2 separate regions of the Homo sapiens genome follow, and region 2 is linked to region 1. A link is a loop called in an ENCODE intact Hi-C map of the cell type or tissue named here. Cell type or tissue: heart left ventricle. All regions are shown on one strand. Links, peaks and the distances in the headings refer to the core of each region. The heading gives the core; the rest is flanking DNA. Region 1 has its middle 130 kb from the start of VWC2. Region 2 has its middle 66 kb from the start of VWC2.

Region 1 (16,186 bases), core at 5,086-13,085:
CTCCCACGCAGGCAGAATGGGTCACACCTTTTCACACCTCCATTGGAGATGGCCCATAGCCCTTATCCCACCTAAGGCTAACATCAGGATCCAAGTTCCTGAAGTTGCAGCACCTCATTCTCTAAAGTGATTATGGAGTTCCATAAAACCTATTGTTGAGCTTAGTATTCTCCTTAAAATGTGTAATGAACATTATCAATTAAAAATATTATCTGGATGGCAGAGGTTACACTGTTCATTTTTTGCCAACCCCACAGAGCCCTACAGTTATCCTATCATTCATAAACATGTGTTATTTGTCATAAAATTTTCATAACATCACAGGCTTTTGTATTCATATTATTTTTGACAATCGTAAATAGAAATGAACATCTTTTAAAATCAAAGAGATATACCTTCAAATCTTGCTTTCTCCACTTTCTAATTATTTGACTTTTGTGATCCTGTTTCCTCATCTAGAAAATGGAAATGATAACAACTGCTTCAGCTTCACAAAAGGCTGTGACCAAAAATTGAGATCATGTGTGTGAAATTCCCTACACAGTTCTTGTTACAGAGTAGGCAACTATCAAACCAAAGTTCTTTTGAGACACAGAGGAATGAGAACATTAACGTTTACTCTCTCTCCTCAAGCATTATGTTCTGTAGGGTCTCATTTTAGCACTAGATCTCTCATAACTAAAATTAAATCGGAACAATTAATTACATTTCCTTCTGTGATGAATTAGTATAGTCTGATTTCTGAGGCAGTAAATGGAAACTATAACATAGAAGAGGAATTTAATTATTTAAATGAATGTCATTGTACCTGTACCAGCTTATGAAGTAAGAAGAATTAAGTGAGAATAAAAGAATTAAGTAAGAAGAAAAGCATAAACAGTAGAGAGAATCCAAGGAGAGGAAGTAATTGGAGGAAGAAAACACACTAAATGTGTGTTACCAGTGCCAGGGGCTACCTCCCATGGGAAGACAAATATTTCTTTTCCAATTTCAGTATTTTACCCCATACAGCCATTTCTCCCACGCTTGTGTACTTCAGAATATGAGCAGTGGAGTTCTGTGGTTGCTCTCCCGAAATGACCTCATGTGAGGGAAACGAGTAAGGTGCAGTGGAACAACAAGCAGAGATGGTGTGTATGAGTGGTTGGTCCTGCCACCCTTCTTGCTGCACCTAGAGCCATTTTCTGACCCTACTACATTTCAGACCATATAGGTGCCCCAGTCCAGAGAGAAAGAAAGGTAGAAGGAGACTCTTCAAAGGCAGGCATACATTTAGATTTTCTGCTCTGGTACCCAGACACATGGGTGTGATAGTGCCTATGATTTCTTTTCCTTATGTTTTTTAGCTTTGGCTATGTCATAATCATTATTTCAGGTACTTTGCATGAATACTCTCATTTAATCCTCAAAACTATCCTGTATGTTGGTGTTCTATCCCCATATTATAGGAGGAAAACCGATGCTCAGAAAATTCAAGTCCCTTGAGTTGAATTCAGGCTTTCAGACTTAAAGACCCATGCATTTGTATTCACTTCAACCTTGCATCAATTTCAGTGCCCAGTCTTTATATTTTCATCTGTGACTGGTTGCATTCCCTGATTTCTCTCCAGTATCCACTTTTCTTCAAGACCTCAACTCCACTTGGCACCACCTCCTGTTCCTTAACAATTGTAAAGATACACCCCAACCCCAAGTATTTCTGAGTGCACTCTTCCCCATCTCTACACACTGCCAGCTTCTAGACCCAATCCTCCAACTGCCTGCTGGAAACTCATAAATGGAATCCTGTGTGATGTAGCAAACAACACCTTCCACAATTTTCCAACTGGAAATATAGCAGCAAGTTCCATGCCTTTCAGTAAGTAAATTATACACAATGATACCATTATGACACAAACCAAAAATGCAAGTAAGACAGTCTAGTTTGGCAGAGGGCCCAGTTCACCATTTCCCAAGCATGCCACCCCCTTGTGGTCTGACTTAATCCAACAGTCAAATGGGGGTAGCTAGAGGAATGGGCAAACTGAGAGTCTTCAAACCATCATCTGTGAATATGGACATGTACCCCTACGTGGAAAATACATGGCAAAGAGTTTGAGATTATGTTCCCTGACAAGAATCTGGGGAAAAGAAATTCCATGTTGCTGCCTAAGGCTACATCCATATGTTAGAATAGAATTCAGACCAGTATCTAAATCTTATCTTCACCAGTGTTTGAAGGTATGTGGTCCTGGGAAAATTACAGTGGGGGAAGGTAAAGGAGGGGAGTAACACTCCCCATGCCATGCCTTTATGGTTTGAGTGATAAAATGAAAGTAGTAAAATTTACATCATGCAGTTCTTTAGAAGCCTAAATAAGCTCATGTAAGCAAATGTATATAGCTAATGACTGACATACACCAAGCCCTTGATGGGAAACTGTTGACTCCAAATCGGAACCCCAGTCTTATGACTGAAGCACCAATTCATCTCATTTACCCAGGGGGAGCCAGTCAGACCTCTTACAACAGATTTTTTTTTAACTGCAGAGTTTCATGCTAGCTTGGGGTGATGCATTGCACAGCAGGGGACATTTCCATTGGAAATTTTCATAATAAATCACTTCTGCCAACATGACATTGACCAGTGCAAGTGAAAACTGTTCCCTTTTGCTTTCTCTGAGAACCTTACCTAGTAAAAGTTATAATTAAGGAAGTTGCGGACAGGAGATCAATTGAGAGGAGTCATGGTTGGAATTATTAATAATGCGCTATCAGCAGAGTGTCTTTGTCACTCAGTAGGCATCTTCATCCCACAAAAAGATGAGCGGGAAACTCCAAGAAGCAGCCAAACACTAGCAAAGCAGCTTTCTTTGCTCTTATGGCACCGGCCGACAGCGGGATGGAAGGTGAGACATGGGCCATTTCCTCAAGAAAGACAGAAAGCAGTCAGAATCCAGGGCCAACCTCCTGGAAACACTCTAATTTCCCCCATCCCCATGAGGCAACCCAGAGAAGACACATGGCAGCAAGCCTGCTGGGCAGGAAAACATGGCCACCAAGGGCTTTCCTCACTGTCTTCACTCTGCCACCTTTAAGCAGTTACGCCCCGAATCATTTACTCTTATCAACTTCTTCATTGACCACCAGTGTGTTTTGTATACATCACTTTCCACTTTTCTTGAACATGTTATCATAATTCTTCCATCAGTTCTTTGGAGTACTTGCTTGAGTAATTAATTTCAGAAATTGTAAATGGCAGCTAATAGTTTTTGAGTTCTTGCTAATCCTAAAATATTTTCTTCTGATGTCACTAGTGAATAATAACTTGGATGGATATGAAATTTTAGGATTAAAATCCAGCTTTCTTTAGAAATTTGAGTATTGATCTGTTGCCCTAAGGCATTTGGTGCTAAGGATGATAAGGCTGGAGATACTGACTTTTTTCATGTTACTTGGTGACATATTTTTCTTTTGAATTAGAAACTTGTGGGATTTTCTTTTAATTTTAAAATTCTGGAATTCTCCTGATGTATGACATATCTATGTATGTGATTCCCTTCAATATATTCCAATCGTCCTTAAATGAGCCCTTCTGACATGAACTCATCTACATTTCTTTAGTAGGCATTTTTTTATTTTTTTATTTTTTGCTTTATTGCTTCCTTTCTGTATCCTCTGTTCTCTCACTTTGGAGCTCCTTTCAAATGGACACCATGCCCAATATATTACATTTATCCACATACACTTAAGGGATATACAAAAAGTACCCCTGAGTTTCATTCACAGGCTGAGGTTTACCAAAAACTGTCCTAAATCATTATTTCATTTTTCTGCAAAGTTCATTAAACTCCATGGTTTTTCTAATTTTACTAATCACAAGTTGGAATAACAAGAATTCTTTCTTGCTTTCAACATTCTAGTTATTTTCATTCTTCATAGCTGCTTGTTCTTGTTATCTGGGTGCCACACTCTATAAATCTCACTGAGAGTAATAACTGTTTTTTACTACTTTTGGATAGTTTCTTTCCATTTGATCAGTCTAGCTTGCTTCTTCTAAGTTGTTGATTCTCCTAAAGTGATGAGGGATTCTTTTCTTGTGTAAATGCATATAGAGGTCTGGTTTGATCAGAACCCCTCTCGCTGCTGGCCACCTCAGGTTCCTCTTCTACATAGTCTGGCATCACAGTCCCCACAGGGTGCTCATCCTCTCAACAACCCACTAGGCCAGAGTCCCATCTCCACATGCAGGGCTTTCAGAGACCCTAGTGTTGCACCCTGGTCACTGTCTTACAAGCTCTCATGTGTCCAGCCCCTGCTGGTGATTTGTGGAGCTACCAGAGAGGTTGTCATTGTTGGGAAGTAGAGCAGGCATTGCTTTGGAGACGGGACTATTTAGACTATGTAACCTCTGAGCTGAATCTAATAATAGTGGCCTGAGGTTGCACAAGGTATTCTTCCTTCCCTATATGGCTGTGCTGCTCATGTTTCTGCCACCCCACAAATCCGCACCTTATGTAGCAAGAAAAGTGAAATATGGGTATGAGAGCTGCTTGCAGGTTGAAAATTCATATTTGTGCTAGTCAGCTTCAGCTACCATCACAAACAACCACAAGCTGGCTGGTTTAAGCAATAGAACTTCATTTCTCACAGTTCTGGAGGCAGGGAAGTCAAAGATCAAGGTACAGGCTGATTCGGTTCCCCAATAAGGGCTTTTTCTGGTTTGCAGATGGCTGCCTTCTCCCTGTGTCCACACATGGTGGAGATTGGGAGAAAGCAAGCTCTCTGGTGACTCTTTGTATAAGGGTTGTAGCCTCATCATGAGGGCACTACCCTCACAACCTCATCTCAACATAATTAGCTCCCAAAGGCCCATCTGCAAGTGCCGTCACTTTGGGTGATGAAATTCAATTCAACATATGAATTTTAGGAGAACACAAGCAAGCCTAGAGCAATATCCATCTCTGCTTTTTGAGTAATCGTGCTGAGGCACATTCTTGTTGCTATGATTTTGAAGGTGTTTCTGTCCACTATTTAAAAAGCTGGTCTTTGTCCCACATTTCCTCAGTGGGTTAGTAGGACACTGTTGGCTTATTCTGGAAGATCAACCCTGATCAGTATTTTTCTGTCCCAAGGCACCACGAGGGAGTCAGCTGGCCTGTGATCTACTCATCCCTCTGGGGGAAGGATGCCCTTGGGAAAGAATAGAAGACAGCATACCATCCAGTCCAATCTCTTTGGCAACTGTAATCTGGGTAAACATTTGCAAGGGGAAAGAGTACTTATCTACAGCATGCCCATAGCAGGATGTTCCCAGTACACAGCTAAGGGATAACCTAGAGTAAATACACACAGATTACCTGAGACCTGGCTCCTAGACAATGTCTCATAGGTACACAGTTGTCTGTAAGATGATCTGGAGATGTTCCATGACTCACATCCTCCTCCTGCTGTGGAAAGTATCCTGAAAACCTCACCTAGAGGCCTCATCTACTATTGTAGTCCAGAGGTGCATGTCCAAAGGAGGAAGGGAGGATGTGAAGAGCCTCCTTTGATGCCCCAAACTGCTCTTGCCTTTGTTTGAGCCTCCTGGTTGTCTGCATGCCTGACATTAGTCCCAGAGACCAACACTGGGAAACTGATTTGTGTGAACCTCATTTGACAACTGGATCCCAGGGAGCTCCTCAACAGAATCAAAAGTTAACAGAAATTCTCAAAATGTATAGCCTATTGATGGCACTCTTTTCTGTTCTTTAGCACTTTTTAGGATATTTAGATATCATTTTTTATATTTGTTTGGTCTTGTCTCTGGGCTGTTTCGAGAGAGGAGCAGTTGAACTATGGATTGAATGTGTCATATTGAAATTGGGGCCTCCCCCATGGTCTTTAATAAGTTCCATAACTTGTCCTCTGCTGGATGACAAAACAGTTCATTTCAAGTGAAAGCAGAATTTGTCACTTTTATCAGCACCATTTTTACTAGTCAGAAACCAGTGATATGAGTCAAAATGACACAGCCCTACAATGAACCAAAGATCAAAGAAATTTTTCATGCTGGAAGGCTTAACAGTGAAGTTCCTAGTGTAGACATAATATGTGCTCAGAAGAAGTCAGAAATGACAAACCAATAACTATGCACAAAATGACTTAGCAGGCAAGTGTGTCGTACCTAAAGGTCTGATTTCTTCCATGTTTCAGAACTTCCTCCAAGGGGATTACACCCTCTTAACACTCCTTTTAGTTTGTTATTTTTCCTGGAATCCTTGAGGCAGAGCGGCACTCTGGCCATCCATATGGTGAAATAAAATCAGAGGGAACTCCTTGCAGGATCTGTGACATGGGAGAAGTTACTTCATTCATTTCAAGGAGCAACGCATTACTGGATACCTGCCAATGCATTACATGCTTTACACACATCTTTTTTTGTTTCCTTTCTGTGTTTTAATTAATAAACTTTATTTTTTGGAGCAGATTTGCAGAAAAATTGAGTAGAAAGTATAGAGTTCCCATATACCTTCTCCCTCTTCTCCCACCCCACAGTTTTTCCTATTATTAACATTGCATTACTTTAGCACATTTGCTACTGGTGGACTAATATTGATACATTCTTATAAACTAAAGTCCATAGTGTACACCAGGGCTCACTATTTGTGTTGTAGATTCTATGGGTTTTGATAAATGCATAATGACATGTATCAACCATTACAGAATCAAACAGAAAAGTTTAAATGCCCTAAAAATTCCCTATCTTCCATCTATTCATTCCTTCTTCTGAATCCCTAGCAAGCACTGATCTTAAGTACACAGGCTTTTAAGTTTGAATTCTTATAGTTAGTGATACACGTTTAAGATTCTTCCATGTTTTTCCACTACATGATTGCTCATTTCATTTTAGCACTAAGTAAAATTTCCTCGTATGGATGCACCACACTTTATCCATTCACCTACCGAAGGGCATTTTGATGGCTTCCAAGTTTTGACAATTATGAAGAAAGCTGGTTTAGACACTTCTGTCAAGATTTTAGTGTGGATGTAAGTTTTCAGCTCCTTTGGGTTAATACCAAAGAGCATGATTTCTGGATCAGATCATAAGAGTATATTTAGTTTTGTAAGAAACTGCCTAACCATCCTCCAAAATGACAATACCATTTTGCCTTTGTACCAGGAATGAATGAAAGGTTCTGTTGCTCCACAGCCTCACCAGCATTTGCTGTTGTATTTACATTTTAGCCATTTACTGGGTGTATAGTGACATCTCATTGTTGTTAAATTTGCAATTACTTAATGGTATATGGTGGTAATTATTTTTTCAAATGCTTATTTCCCATTTGTACATCTTCTTTGTTGAGGTGTCTGTTCAGACCTTTTGTCTCTTTTTTAAATGGGTTATTTTCTTATTGTTGAGTTTTAAGAGGCTTTTAAAAATATTTTGGATATAAGTTCTTTATCAGATATATGGTTTACAAATATTTTCTCAAAGCCTGTGGCCTTTTTACTATCTTGACAGGGTCTGTCACAGAGCAGAAGTTTTAGTGTTAAGAAATGCCAGTTATCAATTTTTTCTTTCATGAATCACACATTTGGTGATTCATGAAAAAAAACTTATCACCATACCCAAGATCATTTGGATTTTCTCCTACGTTCTCTTCGAGGAGTTTCATAGTTTTGTGTGTTACATTTAGGTCTAATGACCCATTTTGAGTTAATTTTTGTGAAAGGTATAAGGTATGTGTCTATATATACATTTTTTTTTTGCATGTGGATGTCCAGTTCTTCTGGCATCATTTGGTGAAATCATTCCATTTTACATTGCATTGTCTTTGTTCCTTTTCTACACATTTTAAAAATTAGTTCTTCATCAAAACAACTCAAAATTGGTTATTTTATATTCATTTTGCAAAAAAAAAAAAAAATTAGATACTTAAGTCATTTACCCTTAAAAGTAAAACAATGGTCAACCAGCAAAAGGTTTACCAGGGTGCGAGCCAATGTCTGAGCCTGGTGACTTCACTGAATCAGGTTTTTCCCAATGGGAGTTTCTTGGAAAAAATATTCCTTGGAAAGTTAAGTTTATGAAATAATACATACTTAATCCTTTCTCAGAGATTCAAAATATGCATTTGCCTAAAGAAAGAAACTTCTGTTAGTGTGTGCAACGCAAGATTTTCTGCCTGTTGTTTTAAGTACAAACCTTTGCTTCTGCTTCCAGCATAACTCACCTCCCATAGAACATCTTTGGCAGAGCCTGCCCCGTGATAAACATTCTTATTCTATTCTGGGCTCTTGGGGGAAGGGAGTCCTTAAGACGCTTCTCTCTGGCCACAATTTGCTCATCTCTAAAATTAAGAAATAGCCAAAGGATTACAAATCATGCTACTATAAAGACACATGCACACGTATGTTTATTGCAGAACTATTCACAATAGCAAAGACTTGGAACCAACCCAAATGTCCATCAATGATAGACTGGATTAAGAAAATGTGGCACATATACACCATGGAATACTATGTACCCATAAAAAAGGATGAGTTTATGTCCTTTGCAGGGACATGGATCCAGCTGGAAACCATCATTCTGAGCAAACTATTGTAAGGATAGAAAACCAAACACTGCGTGTTCTCACTCACAGGTGGGAATTGAACAATGAGATCAATTGGACACAGTGCGGGGAACATCACACCCCAGGACCTGTTGTGGGGTAAGGGACAGGGGGAGGGAAAGCATTAGGAGAAATACCTAATGTAAATGATGAGTTAATGGGTGCAGCAAACCAACATGGCACATGTATACCTATGTAACAAACCTGCATGTTGTGCCCATGTACCCTAGAACTTAAAGTATAACAATAATAATAATAAAAGAAATAGACAATGGAGAATGGAGACTTGGAAGGGTGAGGTGATGGGAGGTGGGTGGTTGATGAGAAATTACTTAATGGGCACAATGCACATCGTTTGGGTGATGGATACTCTAAAAGCCCTAACTTCACCACCAAGCAATCTATGTATGTAACAAAATTGCACCTTGTACCCCATAAATTTATACAAATAAAAGATCAAAAATAATATCTCCTTTTGTTCTGACATTCTGAAAAGCCTGTGATATATCACCTGTCATTCACACATTTCTCTACACCAAGATTTTCTGGACAGACTGTTTTTCTTGCCTATTGAAAAAAGCTGAGTCTGTGAAGACAATATGAAGGCAGAGAGGGAGGAATCCATCCTTTACCAAATAAGTGGCCCCAGGACACATTCTTCCCTCTGCACAGCAGCTACATTCCCATTAGGGACAGTGGACATTTTCCCATGCAGTCCATGCACTGTGCCTTCAATAAACTGCCGTGGACTAATGTGAACTCATTTTGGCTGCTGCAGTGATGGCTGTGGCAGTGGTGACTGGAGGCGCTGTCCAGGCTCTCTCTCCTTAGCAGTGCTGGAGAGTGGCATCGATCTGGGCCGCCTGCAGAGGAGCTGCCAGCAGCTGGGCAGGCTGTGATTAGCAGCTCCTGAAAGGATCCCTTTCAAGGCTCTGGAGCCCTGCTTGGCAGCCTGCACTCTGTTTGCCTTAATTGGAGCAAATGATTTGTGCTTTCTCGCCTCAGAGATTGATCCTTGCTGAGGACCACAGTTACAGAAGTCAGGTGAAAGAGAAGGATGTCCTAGCTTGCTCTGAACATAGACAGAAAATGCTTCAGTTTCCTTTCAGGGTGAAATATTGATGCTCAGCGATGACTTCAAATGCAATTTTAAAACATCTTTCAAATTCAGAGATTTGTGTGTCAGTTCTGCTCGCTGTAGACACCATCAAACACAATTTGCCCTAGGAATCCAAAAACAGAGCTTACTGAGGAATATCGGAATGTGAGGGGCCTGCAGGCAGAGGCTGATCCCCACAGGATCAGCAACAACGGCTGACACTTCCAGAGCCTCCTAATAGCCAGGAGCAGTTCCCAGCCCATCCCATGCATGGCCTGTGCCTCCCTCACATCCCTGGTGGAAGATTCTAGTATTGTCCTGTTGTACACTTGGAGAAATGGAAAGATAAAGAAACCTGTTCAAAATCTGTTTCAGTAAATTACAAAGCATGGTTCCCAACACATATTAGATGGTTAAAAGTATTAATTAATTAATTGATTAATTACTATTAATAGTATTAATAGTATGTATTTGAAAATGAACAGAAGAACACATCAATCAATGACTCAGTGAAATCGATGAATCAATCAAACAATAGGTAGTGCATCACTTGAAATCTCCATGGGGAGAACAGGAATGAATGTGTGCAGTGTCAGTGCAGGAGACAGAGCTTCTCATCAAGGCACCAACTCACCAGGATGTTCCCTTGTGGGTCACCAGAATAGCACTGCACCTTAGGGGATCCAGGTCAGGAAGTCATAAGTGTGGGTGAGTGATGGACACTGAACTAGTTAAAACTGATGTCTGAGTATGGAAATAGATGTATATGACAGAACAGAGCTGACTGTGAAGGTCCGTCTGGGGCCCTACACTCCATCTGGGGTGAGCTCATGCTTGTGTTAAGGCTGCAATGCTCATTGGCTGTCCATCTGAAACATTAGCCACCTGGAATGCAGGCTGACACAGAGGCTTCATTATGGAATGGGCAGAGATGTGCCTAAGGAATTTGGGGTAAGGGAGAGAGCAAAATTGCATTGAATTCCTTCTATGTGCTTGGTACTAACATCAAGCAAGTACACAGAAAGGCAGTCCTCATTTTGCTCAATTCTGACATGCAGAGATTCCATTTACTATGGCTGATATAATACCTGTCCCTCCAACAAAATGACTTTGACTTCACTGTTAGCTCTTCAGTTCACACATCCCTACATAAATACTAGATGTGCATCATGATCAGTGACCAATCACTTCACTTCTTGCAAAGTCTGCCAGTGGTTTGGCCCTGAACACCTGTTATTCAGGTCACACTTGTCAGGAGCTAGTCTAGCTGGAGACATAGCTGAGTAGCCAGGTGCCAGAGTAGCTGATACAAGGCAACAAGCCAAAACAGAATTCATAATCAAGGCTTTAATCACTTACTGCAATGGTATAAGCAAAAGGCTGAACCAGAAAAAGTGCTGACTCCCCTTTGTTCTGTTTTCTCCCGTGGAACGGTGTTCCAGTCGAGGGTCAGCATAGACATTTTGGGGCATCATTTTCACAGCTGAAGGATCTCCAAACAAATGGCTCCTGTAATTTTACTGACCCAGGGGCTAGGAGGAAAGATGAGGGAGGATTTGGAGTGGAAAAATACTGGGTAGTGAGTTAGAATGGGGAAAAGTGCCTTCAGGGTTTCCGCCTCCTCCCCATCTCTATAAGGAGACCTCAGCAGAGGCCCCTGAAGAGGACCTTAGATAAAAAGACATAGGAATGAAATCATCTGGGCTGGCAGTGCAAAAATGCATAAGAAAATGGCTGCCCAGGTGGTGTGAGACCCTGACTGAAACTCCCTACAGTGTCTGCAAAGCACTGGCTGTGCAGATGTAGGGAGGAAAACGCTCCCCTGAGGTCTGCCAGGTAAAGCCTTTGTAATTGCCTATGGTTTGGCCTGAAAATTTACACATGGGTTTTTTGTTGTTGTCGTTGTTCTGGAGACAAACTCTGCAATGCACAGACAGGAGAGCATGTAGTTATATTGTCTCTTGTCCCCCATGATAAACTGGCATGATATTTTACCATTGAGCTTGGTACTATTTTTTATTTTCCTATATGCAACATTGGTAATCAAAAGAGGGAATTGGCCAACAAAGATAAAAGTGCAGCAAGGAAATGGAAAGTGATAATGCTGGAAGTGAAATTGAATAAAATGTAAATCAGGTTGTAGAAGAAATAGCTGACAGAGGGAACGTGAACACTCAGCCTTCGAGAGACTCCAGATGTGCAGTCGGGGAGCTCAGGACAGAGGATAGTTGACATCAATGGCAAAAAAGGACGTCATTTCCTGGAGGAAGGAAGGCTGGCAAAAGATCTCCCACTAAAAGGACTCTCAGAGATGTTTCACAACATGGAAAGCACTAAGGACAAAACATTGGAAGTTGATCCAGTCTTAGCAAAGAGAATGGCTATATGTCAAGGCATGGAAAAGATGCTTGCTCTGTATCATAAGGGATGAAAAGAAAGCAAACACTTTTCAAAGGCTCTTGGCAGGTTTCTAACAAATAAATAAAACCTCATAATTCTCCATGTTTCTGATATTTTAAAGTGCAGTTTACTAAATAATGTTGGTTTTACTAAGTTTTATTTTCTCATATATCTATAAGTGACAGTAAGAAAGTTTTGAATGTTTTGACAAAAATGTTCATATGTCATGAAACAATCGTAACTTTTGCATTGATTTAAATTAACACTGTTTGCAGTCAGATTTATGGTCTTACATTACCTTGCAAAGCGAAGACTGCCTGTATTACCTAATATCTTTACAGAAAATCTTAAAGTATATTGCATTGTTTTTGCCACGAAGATAGAAGCTAAAGCTCAGAGTAGTGAAGTAAGCTGTCAGAGATCACAGAGCAAGTGAGTGATAGAGCTTAGATCTGAACACTAGTCTCAATAACACTTCACTTTCTGCCCTCAACAGTACCCTAGGAAAGCAGAGAGGAGTCTGCTACCCCGGGAAGCGTTAACAGTGGGTCAAATCTGGGGCTAGACATTTTCTCCTGTGCCAATAAACACATGATCCAAAACTGCTGGAAGGGCATTCCATAAAAGAACGACTTAGAGTTTATAGTAATTCCAATAATAAAAGAATTTTAAATGTATTCAGCACTCCCTCTGTATAGTGTGTGCACTATGTAAGGGCTTCATAAGTGTTAACTCTTTTTTTTTTCTTTTTTGAGACAGGGTCTCCCTCTGTGGCTCAGGCTGGAGTGCAGTGGCATGAACTCGGCTCACTGCAACCTCCACCTCCCAGGTTCAAGCGATTCTCCTGCCTTAGCCTACTAAGTAGCTGGGATTACAGGTGTGTGCCACCACCAGCTGGCTAATTTTTATATTTTTAGTAGAGACAGGGTTTCACCATATTGGTCAGGCTGGTCTCGAACTCCAAATCTCAAGTAATCTGCCCACCTCCACCTCCCAAAGTGCTGGGATTACAGGTGTGAGACACTGCACCTGGCCAGCGTTAACTCTTTTAATGCTGACGGCAACCTAATGAGGAAATTTCCATATTATAATATTCATTTATATTATATTATTTTCTTTGAAATATACAAATTACATGGTTTTGTATATTTTATATTTATTTTATGTTTTCTATCTATGGGAAAAAAACTGAAGGGGACAGAGGAAATGAATTCACCACAGAACACAGAGTAGTACCTAGCAGAATGGAGGTGAGGTCTCAGGCCCCAGCTTCCCACTTGGATGCTTGTGCTCTGGGCTCACCCTACCTGGCTTTAGTGCCCCTCACTCAAGTGACTCAATCCCTCGAGGCTCCAGTGCCTATCATGTGTTCATTCCTGCCTCACCATGACTCCCTGTTCCTAGGCTTGCTTCCTGATAATTGCTTAGACCTGTCCTGGGTCCTGTCCTGCAGATTCCAGATCTGCTCCATCTCATTCCAGGACAGGAGTCTTGTTCCCACACCCATGCCTTTACGTGGAACTCTGATGGCACTGCTATGAGTGGCTTCCTACCAGAACCCCTGTTACCCTCAAGATGGCCAAGGACATGTAAGAGACAGGTTTATTTTACGCTCTTCAGAAAAAAGATTCCCACTCCAGATGTCCAGCACTATGGTGCACCGTTTATATATATATTATGCAATTCCATTTTCACAGTAACAAGAATTGAGTTTGAGTTTTGTTTGTTCATTGTTCTTTAGTTTTTATTTTGATTTACTATTTTTCCTATGGATTTCAGGTGCTGTATTAATCCATTCTTGCACTGCTATAAAGAATTACCTGAGGCTGGGTAAAGAAAAGAGGTTTAATTGGCTCACAGTTCTTTAGGCTGTACAGGTAGCATGGCTGAGGAGGCCTCAGGAAACTTTCAATCATGGCACAAGGCGAAGAAAAAGCCAACACATCCTTACATGGCAGAGCAGGAGAGAGAGAGAGCAGGGAGAGGCACTGCACAGTTTTAAACAACCAGATCTCGTGAGAACTCACACACATCATAGGAACATAAGGGGTAATCCATCCCCATGACTTAATCACCTCCCACCAGGCCCTCCTCCAACACTGAGGATTACAATTCAACATGAGCTCTAGGCGGGGACACAAATCCAAACCATATCAGGTGCCCAGGAAATAATTAATAATAATCTTGGGTCATGGCATGCACTCATCATTGTTTTGACACAGTCAGCTAGTTTTGTTTAGTTAGTTATTATAATTGTGTGTTAAGCCCTAGTGTACCCACTACCCTAAACAAAACCCAGGACCTTGACACCCTGACAGCAGCCCATACTGAGCAGACCATGATTCCTCCTATCTCACTTCCTCTCCTACCTTAAGGTGATCAACATTCTGAATATCATGTGTGATGGTTAATTTTAGATATCAACTTGATTGGATTAAGAAATATCTAGAAAAAATGGTAAAGAATTATCTTGGGTGTGTTTATGAGGGTTTTTCCAGAGGAGATTCTCATGTGGGTCAGAGTGGACTAGGTAAAGATCTATCTTTAATGTGGGCAGGCACCATGTAATCTACTAGGAACCTGGAGAGAACAAAAATTTTAAAAAGGCCAATGTGTCAATCTATCTCCTGGAGCTGGAATATGCTCATCCTCTGCCTTGGATAACAGAAATCTGGGCCCCCTGGCCTTTGAACTCCAGGACTTATACCAGCAGCCACGCTGGATTCTCAGGCCTTTGGCCTCAGAATGAAAGTTACACCCATCAGCTTCCCTGGTTCTGAGGCCTCTGGACTTGGACTGAGCCACACTATCAGCATTTCAGGGTCTCCAGTTTGCAATTGACCTGTCCTGGGACTTCTCAGCCTCCATAATTGTGTGAGACAATTCCCCTAATAAATCCCCTCTCATCTATCTGTATACAGATATATCCTGTTGGTTCTGTCACTCTGAAGTACCCTGGCTAGTATTCCAAGTCCATCTTGCCCCTTTTTGTTAACTTTTATATACTTTGATATCATATTTATGTACTCTCACAAAATATGGAAGTGTTTTGGAAAGAAGGTGGATATACATATGTATGTATGTATAAACACACATATACTCCTACAAACAAACATATATGTATTAGTCTGTTCTCACATTGCTATAAAGAACTACCTGAGACTGAGTAATTTATAAAGAGAAGAAGTTTAATTGGCTCACAGTTCTGCAGGCCATACAGGGAGCATGGCTAAGGGAGGTCTTAGTAAAATTACAGTCATGGCAGAAGGGGAAGGGGAAGCCAGCACATCCTACATGGCTGGAGCAAGAGCAAAAGAGTGAAGAGGGAGGTGCCCCACACTTTCAAACAACCAGGTGTCATGAGAACTCTATCACAAATATAGCAAGGGGAAGTCCACCCTCATGATTCAATCACCTCCACCAGGCCCCTCCTCCAATCCTGGGAATTATAGTTCGACATGAGATTTGGGTGGGGACACAGAGCCAAACCATATCTATCTATCTATCTATCTATCTATCTATCTATCTATCTATATTTTTAAGATTCACATCTGTTTAATGTATATAAAGCCAAGGAAAGGACAGTCTCAAATTCAATAGAAATATTCTGTACAGGGGGGTGGAGCCAAGATGGCCAAATAGGAACAGCTCCAGTATACAGCTTCCAGCGTGAGCCATGCAGAAGACAGGTGATTTCTGCATTTCCAACTGAGATACCAGGTTCATCTCACTGGGGAGTGCCAGACAGTGGGTGCAGGACAGTGGGTTCAGTGCACCGTGCATGAGCCAAAGCAGGGCAAGGCATTGCCTCACCTGGGAAGTGCAAGGGGTCAGGGAATTCCCTTTCCTAGTCAAAGAAAGGGGTGACAGATGGCACCTGGAAAATCAGGTAACTCCCACCCTAATACTGCACTTTTCCAACTGGCTTAACCAATGGCACACCAGGAGATTATATCCCGCACATGGCTCGGAGGGTCCTACGCCCACAGAGCCTTGCTCATTGCTAGCACAGCAGTCTGAGATCAAAGTGCAAGGTGGCAGCGAGGCTGGGGAGGGGTGCCCGCCGTTGCTCAGGCTTGAGTAGGTAAACAAAGCAGCCGGGAAGCTTG
Region 2 (16,186 bases), core at 3,580-11,579, 64 kb after region 1:
AAAGAACATAACTAGGGTCAGGGAACAATGAAAAAGCCTTTCATCCTGGATGGATTTGGGGGTAAAACTCGGGTTTCCCTCTTAGCCTCCATTATTGCCCCAGTCTGAATTCTTGAATTTTCCTCTTTTCAAAGCTTCTGTGTCAACAGTGATTTTGCTCTGTGTTAGTCCATACTGCTTTGAGCCTCACTTACATCAGGGATCTGTTCTTTGGCTTAAATATTCGACATAAATCCTGTTCCGTCTTATCTATAGAATTGTGAAGGAGGTTTTGATTTCTGCTGCTGTGCAACTTAAATATCTTCTACTAATTAAGTACAGTCCCAGGAAGGGTGTTATTTAACAAATGTCATGGTCAGCGATTATCCTCTGCTGCTCCCATAATAGGCATGTTTTGTCCTCATTGTGGTTGAGTCTGTTTCTGACTCAAGTTAGAAGTAAAGGTCTTTCCCCAAAGGGCAGCAGGAGGGGCCTTGTAGGCTGGTTAGTGGAAGGCCCTGAAAATCACTGCCAGCCACCATGGAGGGTCATTGCTTCTCCGTGCTCCTATCCAATGCTTGTTGCCTTCGTGGGGGCCACATGATTTTGCGTGATTTTTTGTAGACTTTAAATAGATAAAATTGGTATAATTTTGAAGGTCCTTTTGGATTTTTTCAACCTTAGCCACACATTGGAATCACCTGGGGAGAATTGTTCAAACAGCTAAAATATCACTGATGTCCGACATAAATTCAATCAGAACATCTGGAGGGGAGCCCAGTCATCCATTGTTTCCAACACGACTCAGGTCACTCCAGTAGGCAGCCGAGCCCTGGGAGCTGCTGCAGTCAAGAGAGCCGAGCACTTTCCACCTGGCAAGCCTTCCGCGGGTTTTCATGATGACTTGTGGGGCCTTTTCTACTGCTTTTTAAAAGCAGCGCTACACTACCTTTCTCTCGAAGCAGCACTATGCTAAATTAAAATTTCAGTGCCCGCTGTCGAATGTCTTTACTTACAGGATGCTGAGGGTGTGCACGGCCCTCCTTTTCTCCTGTATAGCAACAGCAGTGCTCTTCTCCTCACTCCTGGCTCCACGTTAAGCAGGAGAGGAAGCTGGGCAGGCCCAGAGGGCATGGTGTGTTAGCAGGGCTCGTGGTTCTCAACTTGGGCTGCCTGTGATTTCATCAAAGAAAGTCCAGTCGTTCGGCCAAACCTCCTCATCATCACTACCCTTTGACTAGTAATTTTGATGTTTTCATTCCTGCCTAGCTCCCAAGCCTGTTTCTCAACTGTGGTTCAGAATCTAAGAGGCACGGAATTGAGTGATTTCCCCTTCAAATATAAATCCATACAACACGGGTCCCTGGGGGGCGGAGCGCGGTGATGAGGACCCCAGCCTGACACCCTCCATGCTCAGCTCTGTCTGAGGAGCTAAGGAAGGAGCTGGCAGCGCTGCGGCGACGCATCCCCAGAGGAGCAGCAGCCTCTGACAGCAACACCAAGTGCAGGAGCGGAGGGCGGGGGAAGTCACCTGCTGCCAGGGTTCCACCGTGGGGATGATAAGAGGGAACAGCATGCACCACTAAGTGTGGGAGTCAACGATAGGTAGGTTTCCATAAATATTATCACTAAAATCATTCATATGTTTTGTTATTGTTAAGAGCTCTGACTATTGGTGATTTTCATTTTAGAGATTTTCTTACCTGAATTTTCTAAACTTTAGTCAGAAGACATAGTACTTACAAAAGAAGAAGAAAGAAGAAGAAGAGGAAGAAGTAGAGGAAGAAGAGGAAGAAGTAGAGGAGGAAGAAGAAGAAGAAGGAGGAGGAGGACGAGGAGGAGGAGGAGGAGAAGGAGAAGGAGAAGGAGAAGGGAGAAAAGAATTAAAAAGCATTGCTAAAATGATTGTTTTGTGTTTCCTTTTAATACTAGCACAACTTTAGTTTGTGTGACCCATCTCCAACTTTTTGTTTTAGCTTAATATCTTGCAATTAAACCAAATCACCATTTAGATGTTAAAAATGTTCAATATACTTGAAAACCTACTACCAGTCAGTAATATCCAAGGTAATATACTAGGTCTTTAAGTCATTTCAAATGTAGGTAAATTTCCTCTGTTTTACAAATGGACAATTAAATACTGAAAGACTTTTATACTAGTTATAATTCTCAGCTTCATTCTAATTTTTTGTAATTAATTTGTAATTATGTTTTGTACTCAAAACTATGGTCTAATTTATTCATGCTAAATTGGGATGGATTTTTTAAATGTTAAGGGTTTAGTATTACGAATATTTTAACAATAATATAAACTCCACTTAACCAAAGTGCAGTATCATATTAGTGCATCATTCTCTTCTATTGTATATTTTTATTTCAATTTCTTAACCAAAGAGTACAGGTTTTGGAATCTCAGGAACCAGACATAAACCTTAGATTTCTCTAACATAAGAGGGATAAGCAGTAGCTTTGAAACCAGAAACATGGGATTAAATCCAACATGTCGTTTCTTCAGCTGTGTTATTTGTCCTCTCAAAAGCCCGTTTTCCTTGTCTAGAAAATGGCAGCGACATTGCTTTCTTCATGAGATTATTGTGAGGACAAAATGAGGTAATGGTTATAAATCCTCTTGCACTGTGACTGGCACACTAAAAATGCTAAATTACTCTTGGTTCCTTTTCCTTCCCTTTAATCATACATACAAATAACTCAAGTTTATGTAGCTGAACCCCTACAGAATTCAGTCACCATCCATATGTCTCTGTGATCCTTGACTCATGAATAACCCACCAACTGAAATTTCTCAATCCTCCATAATGAGTCCATCTAAATCAAGGATTGTATGTCAAAAATGATAGTACAACAGAAACATGCAATAAAGTTCTTTTTTCCTGGAAAAATGCATTTGACTTTTAGTCCCTAGAGTGAACCCCGCTACAGGTGGAAGTCAGCAGAGTGAATGATTTTCTCACAAGAATTCCCTTGTGTCTTCACTTGGCAAGCACTTTACAGAACACCTGCTGCCCAGATGCTGGGGCTGCAGATGACATGCTATCATCTATTTCCAGAATTAAATCAATATCCAAAATATTCTGTCCCACTGAATGGTTGATGTAAAGGAGTCCACCCAGCTCTAGAATATTCAATGATAGAAGAATACAAAATCCTGGGACTTCTTCCCCCACTGAAGTATTTATCAACTCTGTGCTGCCTTAGGTCTAATGCTTGTGCCTTACAGTCATCCTTAGGAAGGTGTTTATACACCCATGTTTGCACACATGTACAAAGTTCCCAATGCCCACCTGAACCAGTCCCCTAAACAGCTGAATTTCAACTTTCTTTGTTTCTGGTTACGCACATTGAATGTTGGCTGTGAAAGAGCGTGTCCTTCCAGAATATCTAATTTGTAAACCCACCTATTGCAGAAGTAGCATCTACATCTTCCCTTACAGCTGGGCACTGGGCTGTCTGTGAATGGTAACGAGGCAAATGTTTAGTAGAAAAAGCATGGAATTGGCCAGATCTGGGCTCAGTTCCTGCCTTCATCACTTAATCAATGCTTTACATTGGATTCAAAAATTAACTGGTCTGAACTTCAGTTATTTACAAGGGACAGCAAAACCAGCCCCACAGAGTATTCTCACCATTTTCGCTTCCCTTTCACATATAGATCCCGTCTGTTTTTCTGTGACTTCTGCTCGCTGGTCTTTTCCATCCTGGTGACTCTCTCTCCTTACCATTATTTTTCTTCAGATAATCTCTCCTCCTTAGGCCAGCATGACCTAGCATTTCTGTATCACTACAATCTTTTCAATCGGAAGAAACAAAAAAGTAACAACTATCTTAGATCAGAAGGGAGCTTTATCGGCTGAGTGATTGAGCAGTCTGGAGGTCTGCAGGCTTCCTGCCCTGTCTGCTGGAGGCCATAAGAGCTCCAGCTGTTTCCCTGCAATTCCTCCTGCCACCCACATGTGCTGCCTTTGTCCCAAGACAGAGGCTATCAGTAGTAACAGGGCTTCAAGCTTCACATCTGGGGGAAACTATATGTCTCTTCTCATAGCTATTATAAAAACATGTTCAACTTCACTGTGCGTGGATCATCTCAAGACACGAACCCTTCTCCTGACCCATCACTAAGGCTGGGGCCCATATTACCTGATTGGTCTAGGTTAGGTGGCGTCTCTCCTAAATGGCTGGTGGGTCTTCCCACCTAAGAACACGTGACTGGCATACACAGTGACGGGAATGGCATCAATTTGATGAAGGAAAATACAACTTCCTCTATATTCCCTCACCGGTCAAGTCTCCTCTTTCAACATTTCCTGGTTCTATCACTTTTATTCTGATGCTACATCCTTCTCACTCAGTGTCATCCCAGTGGACACCTGGAGAAAGTTCCACGGCAGGTCTGCTGCTAGATGACCAGTGACTGTGCTTCCAGAGAAGGCCACCCATCTGACTGCCCTGTAATGTTTAAAGAATTTGCTTAAGTTGTGGGGGGAAAAAAACCACAAGCCTCTTTATATGCCAGATATGAGTACGAACGACTTCTGACTGGTTCCAAAGTAAACCCATCTACAAAACTAGACTTGCCACTGGTGAGATGACACTGCATTGTAAAAGAGAATACTTAAGGGGAAAAGTCCCATAACAGAGGAAACCTTAATTACACTATGTTTTATTACTCACTTCATTACTTCCTACCAAAAAGGCATTCCAAATGCATAGTATTATGGAATTTACTAATGATTTAATTTAAATGGGTATGTTTTGATATAAAAGGCTCTTTACAGTATGATTATACTTATACAAAATGAATGGCTCACATCTGTAATTCCAGCACTTTGGGAGGCCCAAGGTGGGTGGATTGCTTGAGACCAGAAGTTCAGACTAGCCTGGCTCACATGGTGAAACCCTGTCTACTAAAACTACAAAATTTAGCCAGGCATGGTGGCACACATCTCTAGTTCCAGCTACTTGGGAGGCTGAGGCACAAAAATCGCTTGAGCCTGGGAGGTGGAGGTTGCAATGAGCCAAGGTTGCGCCACCGCACTCCAGCCTGGATGATATATATATAAATAAATAAATAAAATGCCATGTGTGGGTGGTGTAGACAAAGGAACACATAAACAAATTAGAGGTGTTCATCTTTGGAATGGTGGATACATTATTATTAGTGAAGAGGAGAATAAACATGAGCTTTTAGATTATAGCATATCCTGTCAACACATTCCATAGAGAGATTGTCACCTTATAATGAATATTCAGTCTATCAATGTGACTGTTTTATATGAGTAATACCTGTTCTCTTTAGTTGTTTTCTTAAAATAAAATAAAAAATAAAACACCAATACCTAATCCCTCAAATATAGAAGATGGTACCTGTAATATTAGTCCTGACTGTGATTGGTCAATACAGTGTTAGTTATCATCTCACACACTTTTAGAATGTTTTATTTAGCCCTATCAAGCCTGCACTATGTAAATAGTCCCGCAAAAAACTAGCAAACATGCTACATGTACACACAAGATAATGAATTTTAAAACTTCACAAATAAATACAAATACATCTCTATTTGAAAAACTACCATTCTCATCAATGAATAGGGCCCTACCTAACAGAAACACCTACTACAGGATACCCGATAATTGTATTTTCTCCTCAGGAAAAACTGAAGCTAGGAGCATCTTCCTGGCTAAATTCCCAGACATCTGATATTTTAGTTTTATTACAAACCTTGCCCATTTTAATCTGATTCTCTCTTCATGATACATGAGTCTCTTCTTGCAGGGTAAGTTCATCTGAGAGCAGTTCTCTCATTTTAAATTAATCGGCTGCCTTCAATGTTATCCAGATTGAAGTGTTGATTGTGTACTATTTATCTTCTTAATAACAAAAAATTAATCTGCAAAGGAAATATCAAAGGAGATGATCTGCTCTCCACTGTGAGAGATGAAGTGGTCTGATGTTCTCACTGAGAGTCATATTTAACTCCTTATATTTATTTCTGGGTGGTCATAATTTTATTTAAATTTGATTGCTTTCTAGACTTTATGTTTTTGACTTTATTCCCAGAACACCCATCAGATTCACTCCAGGTCTCACTAAGACCAGAACAGCCCACAGTCAGGAGTACTGAAAAGCCCCTCCCAGTCTCCACTTTTAATCCAACCCCCAGCATCCTTTTTAGAGCCACAGATGTGACCTCCACACCAAAAGCAAATGTTGCAAAGAGATGCTCAGAGCTACAAAACACTCCTTCCTTCCCCACTGGTCAGTGCAACCCCTTCTTAACAGCCGCTTATTCTCTCATTTCTCACACCAACCACCTGCCCTCCTCCTTTTCTACAGTGTAATATGGGAAGGCATTCTCATTCACAGATGCCAGATAGAGCAAGGGAGCATAGAGCTACCCACATATGGCTAAGAAATTAGATCAGATGTTCAGGATTCTACTTACCAAGAGGTCATGCCTGCATTTCATTGGAGAACAGCAATCTAGGGTTTCTCCTATGTTAGGATAAGAGACATAAAAAAAAAAACTATAAAATTCTGCTCAAAGGAATAAACAAAGATGACAATGGGGTCATGGTAGAAATGTTAACAGAGCCCTAGCACGAAGCCCTGGTCTACATATCATTCCTTAAAAAAATGATTCAGCCATTCAACTAGTGCCTGCCAAGTACTGACACCATGCCAAGTCCTAGGAGCCCGGCAGTGAACCACAATGTCCCAATCCTGCCCTCAGGTGACTTAGAGAACATGATCCATGAGCCCAGCACTAATTCAGACTGTTAGAGAGGGCTTGTTAGACGCCAGACATTGCTCTGACTGATTTGTTAGTTCTTTTAATTCCCACAGAAATATTTTACGGAAGTTATTATTGCTGTCCTTATGTTACAAATGAAAAAAGATATGCGCAGAAAGTCTAAACAATTTGCTTCACAATGCACGGCCAGGAAGTTCTGGAGGCAGGATCTGTGCACAGGCATGAGTGGCCCCAGAATCCATGTTCTTGACCCTGCTATATCAGGGGTCTTTGCCATCCTCCACATTCCTGTTACAGTGCATCCTCACTAAACAAGACACGATCACGTTAGGGCTGAAAGTCAGGGAAGAAATTATCTTATCCAAAACTGTAGGTTTTGTGGAGACTGAAGCCCAGAGAGGGCTGATCACAGAATAGGCACTATGCGTCATGTCCCTATATTTCACACCACTGTCTGCATTAAAAACCAGCTACAGCAAAGGTGGTGTTTCATGCTGATTGAACCCCACAGCCTCTAGATAGTAGAATGAATATGTCTGAAGAGACTTTCTGTATTTTAGAGTTTCTCTGTTTTTCTTTTTCTTTACCTTCTATGTCTCCTAATGCCTTGTCTATGCTCTTGTAGCCTTGGGTCTTGACAAGCGGCCACGACATAGCAGAAAGTATTTTACCAACAAACAATGTCCAAATCTCCTAAATGCAGGGTAATTTCTTCCCCTGTGTCCATCATGGATAAGTAAGTAGCTGGCTTTCTGGAGAACTCAAGAAGATTAGAATGTGCCCCAAGCCTTAGTTACCTCCTGAGTGCAGCTGGGAGCCTCCAACAGTGTGGAGCAGTGGAAGAGGAAAGTGAAGGTAGCATGTGACCCCAGCTCAGACCAAGCCAGAGGTGCACACACAAGGCTCTACTGCAGCAAATGTTGGCTTTGTCATTTCCTTGGCCTGTATGTCCTCACTTTCACTTTACAACTGTGAGTAAAAGTGTGTGATCTCTAGAAGAGTGGACTATCTCCTAACAAGTGCCTGAAACTATAACTTTCATTGTTAGGAAGATTTAATCTGATGTTGGTTACTTAAGTGTTTTCAGTCGGTGAAAATGTATCACTTTTGATCTGTGCACTTTCCTGTATTCCTGATATACCTTATAATATATATGAGATCTGAAATCACACAAACCTAAGCCTAAATTTTCAAGAATTCATTTCTACCTTTGATTCTGGGCAGATGTGCTTATCTGTTCTGGACTCTATTTATAAATAAGAAAAGTAGCAACCCCCAGAGCTCTCCTAGGAAAATAAGAGATTTTCACACATGCAAAAACACCTGGAACACAGCAGCACTTTTTGATAATTCTCATAAGGAAGGAACCTGAGTCTTCTTTACCTTTTTCCCAAATGCCCACAAAGGAAGATCTTAAAAAATGTTTTATTTGAATTACCAATTACATGATGAATTTGCTTATTTTTCTCAAAGAGATAAATCATTTGGTATAAAAATGACAAGAGAAGTTCACTAAGGACAATACTGAATTTGAGAGCACAGATATTCCTCACGCAACGCAGTGGTAGACAAGAGTCACTAACTTAATAGTCTATTCTCCTATTGATGTTGAGCCACAAAGTCCTGCTGAGTTTGTTAACATAGTCCTTCAAGACCTGGCTCTAAATGGGCCTTCTCAGGCCAGCAGACATGGCATGAGACAATGAGTATTTATGTCTGTAATTACCTGATTTGAATAACTAATTGCCCCCTGTTGCTTGTGTGGCTTGGGCTGTGCCAGTTGTCTAGATATGGGGCTGAGAGCCAACAACAGACTAATGCAAACTCCCTCTCTGCAGTTCATTTGCTGAATGGCTTAAATAAATCACTTAGTGCCTCCACATCTCAATTTCCTACTCTCTATAACCGTGGCAATGGTTTATACTTGTTTACCAATTAGCTGACTTAGTTAATAAATTTAAATTGCCTTGTAGATAGGTAATATCGAGTGCAAGTAAGTATTAATTATTGTGATTTGTGAACACTTCTCAAGTAGTGAGTCTTATATGCAAATGAGGCAATAAGTAGCCTAATTTGGTAAAAAGAGAAATAAATGCTAAGTAGAAGTTGTGTCAGCAACTGCAAATGTTTACATGAAAGCAGAAAGGAAGAATTAGAAGACTCATTGGTGGGAAATTGTCTTTGGGCTGCCAAATTAATCTGTTGCTTATGGAGTCTAAAATGGATTGTGAGAGTGAACAAGTTGGTGAGAGACCTCGGGACAGCTTCCATCCCTGGGGAGAACAAGTAGAAGTCTACACAATTGGACCTGGGCGGCCCCAGGGTTTCTAAGGCCTTCCTTGACAGTAATGAAATACCGTGTTCGGTATTCCCGGATTGAATATGTGTTGTGAATCACATCCTCTGCTGGATGATTGGTGGCAGGAGTGAGACTAAGAGCAAGTGCTGATGAGTTATTTTCAGCCTTTGTGGAATTTGTAATCTAAGAGAAGAGAATCTACACACACAAGCAATTAAGTAGCTATAATAGACACATGGATAAGCAACTAGAGTTAGGAGAAAGCAGGAGGTGATGTCTGAGCTGGGTCCTGGATAATTAAGTTGACATTAGCCAGGGAGAAGTGGGGAAAGGGATGGTGGGGGCAGAGCCCATAGCGTGGCCTTTGGAGCAATGGGCTGGCAGGTCATTCTGGCCACTCTATTGAAGACAGAAAGCACAGGATGAGAGACAGGCAGCCAGGCAGGAGATGATGGCAGGAGAGGTGGGGATGTAGCCTGGGGAAGGCTCTGATACCAACCTGTTAGTGCACTATCTCCTGGAAAACCAGAACCTACACAAATGAGGGAATTGGAAGTCGCTTCTCTTAGTCACTGAAATTTCTCTTTTCAGTGGACCCTAAGAAAAGAAAAGCCATGACAAAGTAAAAAGAATATAAACATGTCAGGTGTATGCTATTAGATGTACAAGTCTAAGGAAGCCAAATACCTTGATTGCCTTACATAGCGAATATTCACTTTTGCAAGTATCTGTAGGGGGATATAATCATTCACTCATTTCTTCACCTGCCCACCTGACAAACAGACCAAAAACCTAGGATCCTTCACTAGTTATTTGTCATTAGGGGACTCCTAGGAAATGAACCCTTTTCTTGTCTGAGGAGCCTCTCATTGTTTGCCCTTGGCAGAGGCAGTTCCCCACCTTTTCCTAAGGAAGCCATCAGAGAGCAGATCATCCCTCCCACATTAAGCAGCCAGGAGATGGGAGGTAACCTGGGCCCAGTCACCATCTCACTCCAGACATAGCCAAGACTATGAACACAGGGGTAGGGGAGTGAGGCAGAGGCCCAGGGCAGGTGGAGATTCTAGGGAGTGGCTGCAGAGCATAAATGGTGTGGTCATGCCAGTGGTGCCATCCCAGCCAGGCACTACCTCAGCTGCCTGACTTCCCGGGTTCTAGTCCTGGCCATTCTCCCAGCCTGGACCACAACACCTCAAGAGGACCCTGAAAACTCCCAATACCTACTGAATACATGTATTTTCTGTTTCAATTTACAACCAAGAACACTGACTACACTACACACCTTTCCATCCTGAACCTGGAGGTGTCTGGGATAGATCTGCCCTGTCGCTCCATTGTGTTCTCTTGATTCCAGCCCTACAATTAATGTCCCGCACTGTCCTGGAGTTTACCCAGTGCCAGACTGGTGGGGTGCTATGAAGCACTCCTAAGTTTCAACAGAACAGAAGGGAAACTGAAAGTTGCCCAATAATTGTTATGATTTTTTTTTTCTATATTTATACCCCATGGCCCAAGTAAGAAAGAGAAAGAAAAATGAACAACCATTTATTTATCTCCTTCTATGTTCAGGGCCTTGTGCATATGTGTGTGTGGGTGTGTGTGTGTGTGTGTGTGTGTGTGTGTATCCCCTTTACATACATTATCTCATCTAATCATTCTCTTTGTAAGAAAAGTATTATTATTTATGTTTACAGAAAAAGAAACTGAGGCTCAGAAAATGTCAGGTGATTTGCAAACAACATAGAATCAAGAATATATGTGCCTAACTTCCAAACCCTACTCTATTTCACCAAGCCACAGTTAAACTAGAGTCAGGGAATTTTAGTAACCTGTGATAAATGCCATTTAACAGCGTATGAAAAAGGCAGGGCAGGATGACAAATGTTGAATTAAGAAGACAAGTGTTTGAATAGACATTTCTCCAAAAGATATACAAATGGCCAATAAGCACCTAAAAAGATATTCATCCTCATTAGACATTGAGATGATGCAAATCAAAGCCTCAATGAGATCGCACCTCATCCCTACTAGAATGACTAAAGTAGATAAACAGAAAAACAAGGGTTAGCAAGGATGTGGACAAACTGGTATTCAATGCTTTGCTAGAAGAAAAATAAAATACTTTTACCGAGTAATGAAAATGTTCTAAAATTAGATTATGGTGATGATTTCACAATTTTGTATCAATAGTATCATACACTTTACACAGGTGAACTTTACAGTGTATAAATTGTATCTAAATAAAGCTGTGCAAAAAAAGGAATGCTATTAATTTAATTGATAATTATACCATCTGACGTATTTCCTACTCAACTCTTTAAAGTTTGTTTTATAACTGACTTTCTTTATAGCTGACCAACCTGAGGTTACAAAGTTAAGTGACTTCCTCAAGGTAACATAGTGAATGAAAAATATTTAATTTTGAGAGGTGACAGCGTGCTGGCAGCCCTCACAGCCCTCGCTCGCTCTAGGTGCCTCCTCTGCCTGGGCTCCCACTTTGATGGCACTTGAGGAGCCCTTCAGCCTGCCGCTGCACTGTGGGAGCCCCTTCCTGGGCTGGCCGCGGCCAGAGCTGGCTCCCTCAGCTTGTGGGTAGGTGTGGAGGGAGAGGTGCTGGCGGGAACCGGGGCTGCGGGTGGGGCTTGCGGGCCAGCATGAGTTCTGGGTGGCTGTGGGCTCCACGGGCCCGCACTTGGAGCGGCCGGCCAGCTCTGCCGGCCCCAGGCAATGAGGGGCTTAGCAACCGGGCCAGTGGCTGCAGAGGGTGTGCTGGGTCCCCCAGCAGTGCTGGCCGACCAGCACTGCGCTAGATGTCTCGCTGGGCCTTAGCTGCCTTCCCGCGGGGCAGGGCTCAGGACCTGCAGCCCACCATGCCTGAGCCTCCCCCACCCTCCGTGGGCTCCTGTGCTGCCCCAGCCTCCCCAATGAGTGCCGCCCCCTGCTCCACGGTGCCCAGTCCCATCGACCACCCACCCAAGGGCTGAGGAGTGCGGGTGCACAGCGCGGGACTGGCAGGCAGCTCCACCTGCAGCCCCAGTGTGGGATCCACTGGGTGAAGCCAGCTGGGCTCCTGAGTCTGGTGGGGACTTGGAGAACCTTTATGTCTAGCTAAGGGATTGTAAATACACCAATGGGCACTATGTATCTAGCTCAAGGTTTGTGAACACACCAATCAGCACCCTGTGTCTAGCTCAGGGTTTGTGAATGCACAAATCCACACTGTATCTAGCTACTCTGGTGGGGACTTGGAGAACCTTTGTGTGGACACTCTGTATCTAGCTACTCTGGTGGGGACTTGGAGAACCTTTGTGTGGACACTCTGTATCTAGCTACTGTAGTGGGGATGTGGAGAACCTTTGTGTCCAGCTCAGGGATTGTAAACGCACCAATCAGTGCCCTGTCAAAACAGACCACTCGGCTCTCTGTAAAATGGACCAATCAGCAGGATGAGGGTGGGGCCAGATAAGAGAATAAAAGCAGGCTGCCCGAGCTAGCAGTGGCAACCCCCTCGGATCCCCTTCCGCACTGTGGAAGCTTTGTTCTTTCGCTCTTTGCAAAAAGTCTTGCCGCTGTCACTCTTTGGGTCCACACTGCCTTTATGAGCTGTAACACTCACCGTGAAGGTCTGCAGCTTCACTCCTGAGCCAGCCAGACCACAAACCCACCAGAAGGAAGAAACTCGGAACACATCCGAACATCAGAAGGAACAAACTCCGGACACGCCACCTTTAAGAACTGTAACACTCACCGCGAGGGTTGGCGGCTTCATTCTTGAAGTCAGTGAGACCAAGAACCCAGCACTTGAGACCAAGAACCCACCAATTCCGGACACAATTTGACCTAAGCTGAAGGCAGCAATCCCAGGTGCATCTGTCCCTCCAGTCACAGATAAGTAAGTTCTATCATGTTTCTCAACAAACAAATATTCAAATGAAGGAACCCGATATGTTTAGAAAATTTTATATTTAGTCCCACAATCAGTTTGTGACGAGCATATTATTATTTCCATCTTGTGGTTGAGAAAAGGCTCAGAGGAGATGTTTTTACATTTTTCTCACACAATTAATGAGCAAATTCCCCAGGTGCACTTTTCTTTGGCTTTTAAATGGGGACTCTTTCCTACTGTATACACCATGCTTCCTTCCGCAGAAATTTAAATCCCTAAAACCTATTCGCTTCTGAGATGTCAAAAAGCTATAAAAAATTCAATTGTTTCTTCATAATTTGTACAGAGAAACAGGTACCAAAAGATTGCAAAAATTGTCAGAAGTACTATGTGTATCAATGATGATGCTCATTCAGTTCTCAATCCAGTATTCATGAAAGTGTTTAAATGATACAGCACTACCTAGAACTTACATTTAATTTGGTTTTGTTTAATTCTTGTGAAAGATATTTAATCTTATCTTTTCTTCAGTAGAAATGCAATAAGACAAATGCACTGATGGTATAAAAGCAAAAAAAAAAAAAAAAAAAAAACAGCATTTAAAAATAAATTCAAAGACCTGTCCATACAAGAACAGGTGTTAAATTAGCCACAAGAAAACTCTCATGTTACTTCCCGAATGTAATACTATAGAATTACAGGGAATGCATCATTAAAAAGGGAAAAGCTTTTTAAACTCCTGTTCTCCAGTCTAAATTAATAGCTTCTATGTTTATTGGTTCCCAGAAGGAAACAAGCTGGGTTTGTTTACTCCTGCATATGAATAATCATGTCCATCATGTCCCATTGGAGGAAAACATACAAAAATGATTAATGTTCCTGGTTATAAGAAGTAAACAGAATGCACAGTCAGAGGTAAGGAGGGAGGGAGGCTTGAAATGGAACACAAGTAATGGAATTTGCTCTAGGAAATTTCGATCTGCTGGTAGGGCCCCCCAGGAGACAATAATCCAAGTGCAAAGTTCAATTCAATACAAGAAAGACATAACCCCTACTCTGTGCCAACCAGCATAGAATAAGAAATATATTCCTGCCTTACGGTGTTTAAGGTCTCACACCAATCCCAATGCAGTACAAAGATTTCTACATTTGGAGAGAAAGGATACAGGAAAGTGGAAAACGGAAGAAGTAATTGTCAAGATAAGATGACCTTTACATGGATCTTACGTAAAAACACTTAACATTCGCAAATCTTATTAAGCACGTTAAACTAGAGCAACCAGTGATTTAAATACACATAATCTTCATAAAAACCCTATGAGATATTATTGCCCATATTTTCCAGATAAGAGCACTGAGGTTGGAGCAGTTATGTGCCCGAAGCTTAGGTCTGTGTCTACCGTGAAGGGCCATTTGACACGCAAAGCCAATCCCCTAAGCCCTGTGGTTATCATCTTCTCTGAAAGGAGTAGGGGGACTCAAGGCTCAGGAAAATCACAGCAGGAATGCAGGCTGGCAGGGAAACAACATGAGCTGATGAGGCATGCTCAGGAGCCACCAGCCTGTGGGAGTCACTGCGGAAAAATCACCAGTGGGGAGAGGGGAAGCAAAGGATCAGAAGAGACAAGACCCTGGAAAGTGCTGCAAAGAATTTCTAACAGTCTAAGGTCACTGCATAGCAAACAATCTCAAATGTCACTGGCACACAAAACTCAGTAATTATGTCTTGTTTGCATATTAGTGGATAAGCCAGGATGACTCTCCTCCATGTGTCCTTCAACCTTCATGCAGGACCAGCTGCTACTGCAGAATGTCCTTCCCATGGCAGTGGCAGAAGGATGAGGGAGCTCTCCCAACTGCACAAGCACAAGGGAAGCCCCTGCTTGTGCCAAGTCAGCTGTTAACCCAACGGCCAAATCAAGTCACAAGGCACAGCCCAGTGTCAAGGGGTGAGTGAGTACACTTTGCTTTTGTGGTAGGAATACCGCAGCAAAGAGGCAGAGGGTATGATACAGTGAGGGGTGAAGAACAGGGGCCAATCATCCAACTTACCACAGCATTAAAAGAATTTAACAACAGGTAGCTTCTGGGGAACCACTGACAGCTTTTACTCAGGGGATCAAAACCGTCAGATTAGTTTTGATGGGAGGATAGATTTAGAAGAAGTAAGCTTTTGGGATGCATAGTTAGGGAATAACTTTTTTCCTTTCCTAAAAAAATTTATGAAATAGAAAGTTTCCATTCTGGCTGAGAAGAATAAATAGAATCCATATACTTGACTCAAGCAGATGACTTCTGTGATTTGGTACTGAAGATTTGTCAAACTCCGGGAAATTTGTGAGTCTATAAATGTTCCTGTAGTTTTTACACATGTGTGTTCAAAGAAAAAGAAACCAAAAAGGCACTAGGATCAGATTTCAAACTTGCTCAAAGTTAATCAATATGATTATATCTTTGTAAATGTTTTTTCACTGTAATCAAATGAACAACTGTTTAAATAACCACCTGCCTAATTTTTATTTAATATACACATTTTCATTCAATAAAAATGTGAAATCCTATTGTTGTTTTTAAACTGACACAAGTATTTTTACAGCTCTGTACCAAGCTTGTCTCACACTGTAGCATGCTTCATTACCAAACTATGTTTGAGTTTGCCTGTTGGAAAATGGGCTGTTATCATTGTATAACGGGACTTTGTAGTTATGTAGATTGGAACATGTATCTCTTCTGAGCTTCCTTTTTTTTATTTTTTATTTTTTTGCTTTTAAGAGAAAAATACTAATACCTACATAATAAGGAAGTTGTGGGTTCTAAAGAAAGAGTATAGTAGGCATCATGCCTTTCAATATGTGGGAACCATGAATATTACTATTGTGTGGCACCACCTTGTTAAAGTGGGCACACAGTTGCGACACATCGAAGGCTTCTCCACATAGGCATGAGCCACTATCAATCCTTTTGAAAACACAACAATCAGGAAGAAAATTGGATTGTTTCTTAAGAATCAGTGACTCAAGGAATAGGTTTTTAAAAAGCTACAGCGTTTTCTCCTTGTTCAGTTTGTATATAGCTCTGCACTGTGAAGACTGAAAGTTATTACTACCTCATGACCTGCAATAAAGAAGCTGGGAGCCCTGATCAGTGCTGTGGAGACATGTTTCTAGCCCAGTCAGATGAATGTTCTTAATTGCCATCCATCTTCACATACCCTGAGACAGGTTAAGAAGCCGCTGACTGTATGATGTGAGA

The links. A loop is a pair of places that touch in the nucleus more often than their neighbours do. Peaks named below come from ENCODE experiments on the same cell type or tissue, not always from the same donor. Only the 100,000 strongest peaks of a DNase experiment are listed, where the experiment ranks them.
Region 2: a loop joins it to region 1, with 4 times the contacts of the local background. A loop is called at or near these places in 3 of 110 quality-filtered maps.

Annotation. Positions count from the first base shown.
Region 1 is chr7:49,634,047-49,650,232 of GRCh38, forward strand. No RefSeq gene overlaps it. Among named protein-coding and RNA genes, the nearest start is that of VWC2, 130 kb to the right of the region's middle. In heart left ventricle, for the core only: no CTCF peak of the experiment used is centred there; a DNase peak (open chromatin) is centred at 9,415.
Region 2 is chr7:49,699,603-49,715,788 of GRCh38, forward strand. No RefSeq gene overlaps it. Among named protein-coding and RNA genes, the nearest start is that of VWC2, 66 kb to the right of the region's middle. In heart left ventricle, for the core only: no CTCF peak of the experiment used is centred there; no DNase peak of the experiment used is centred there; H3K27ac peaks cover 233 bases.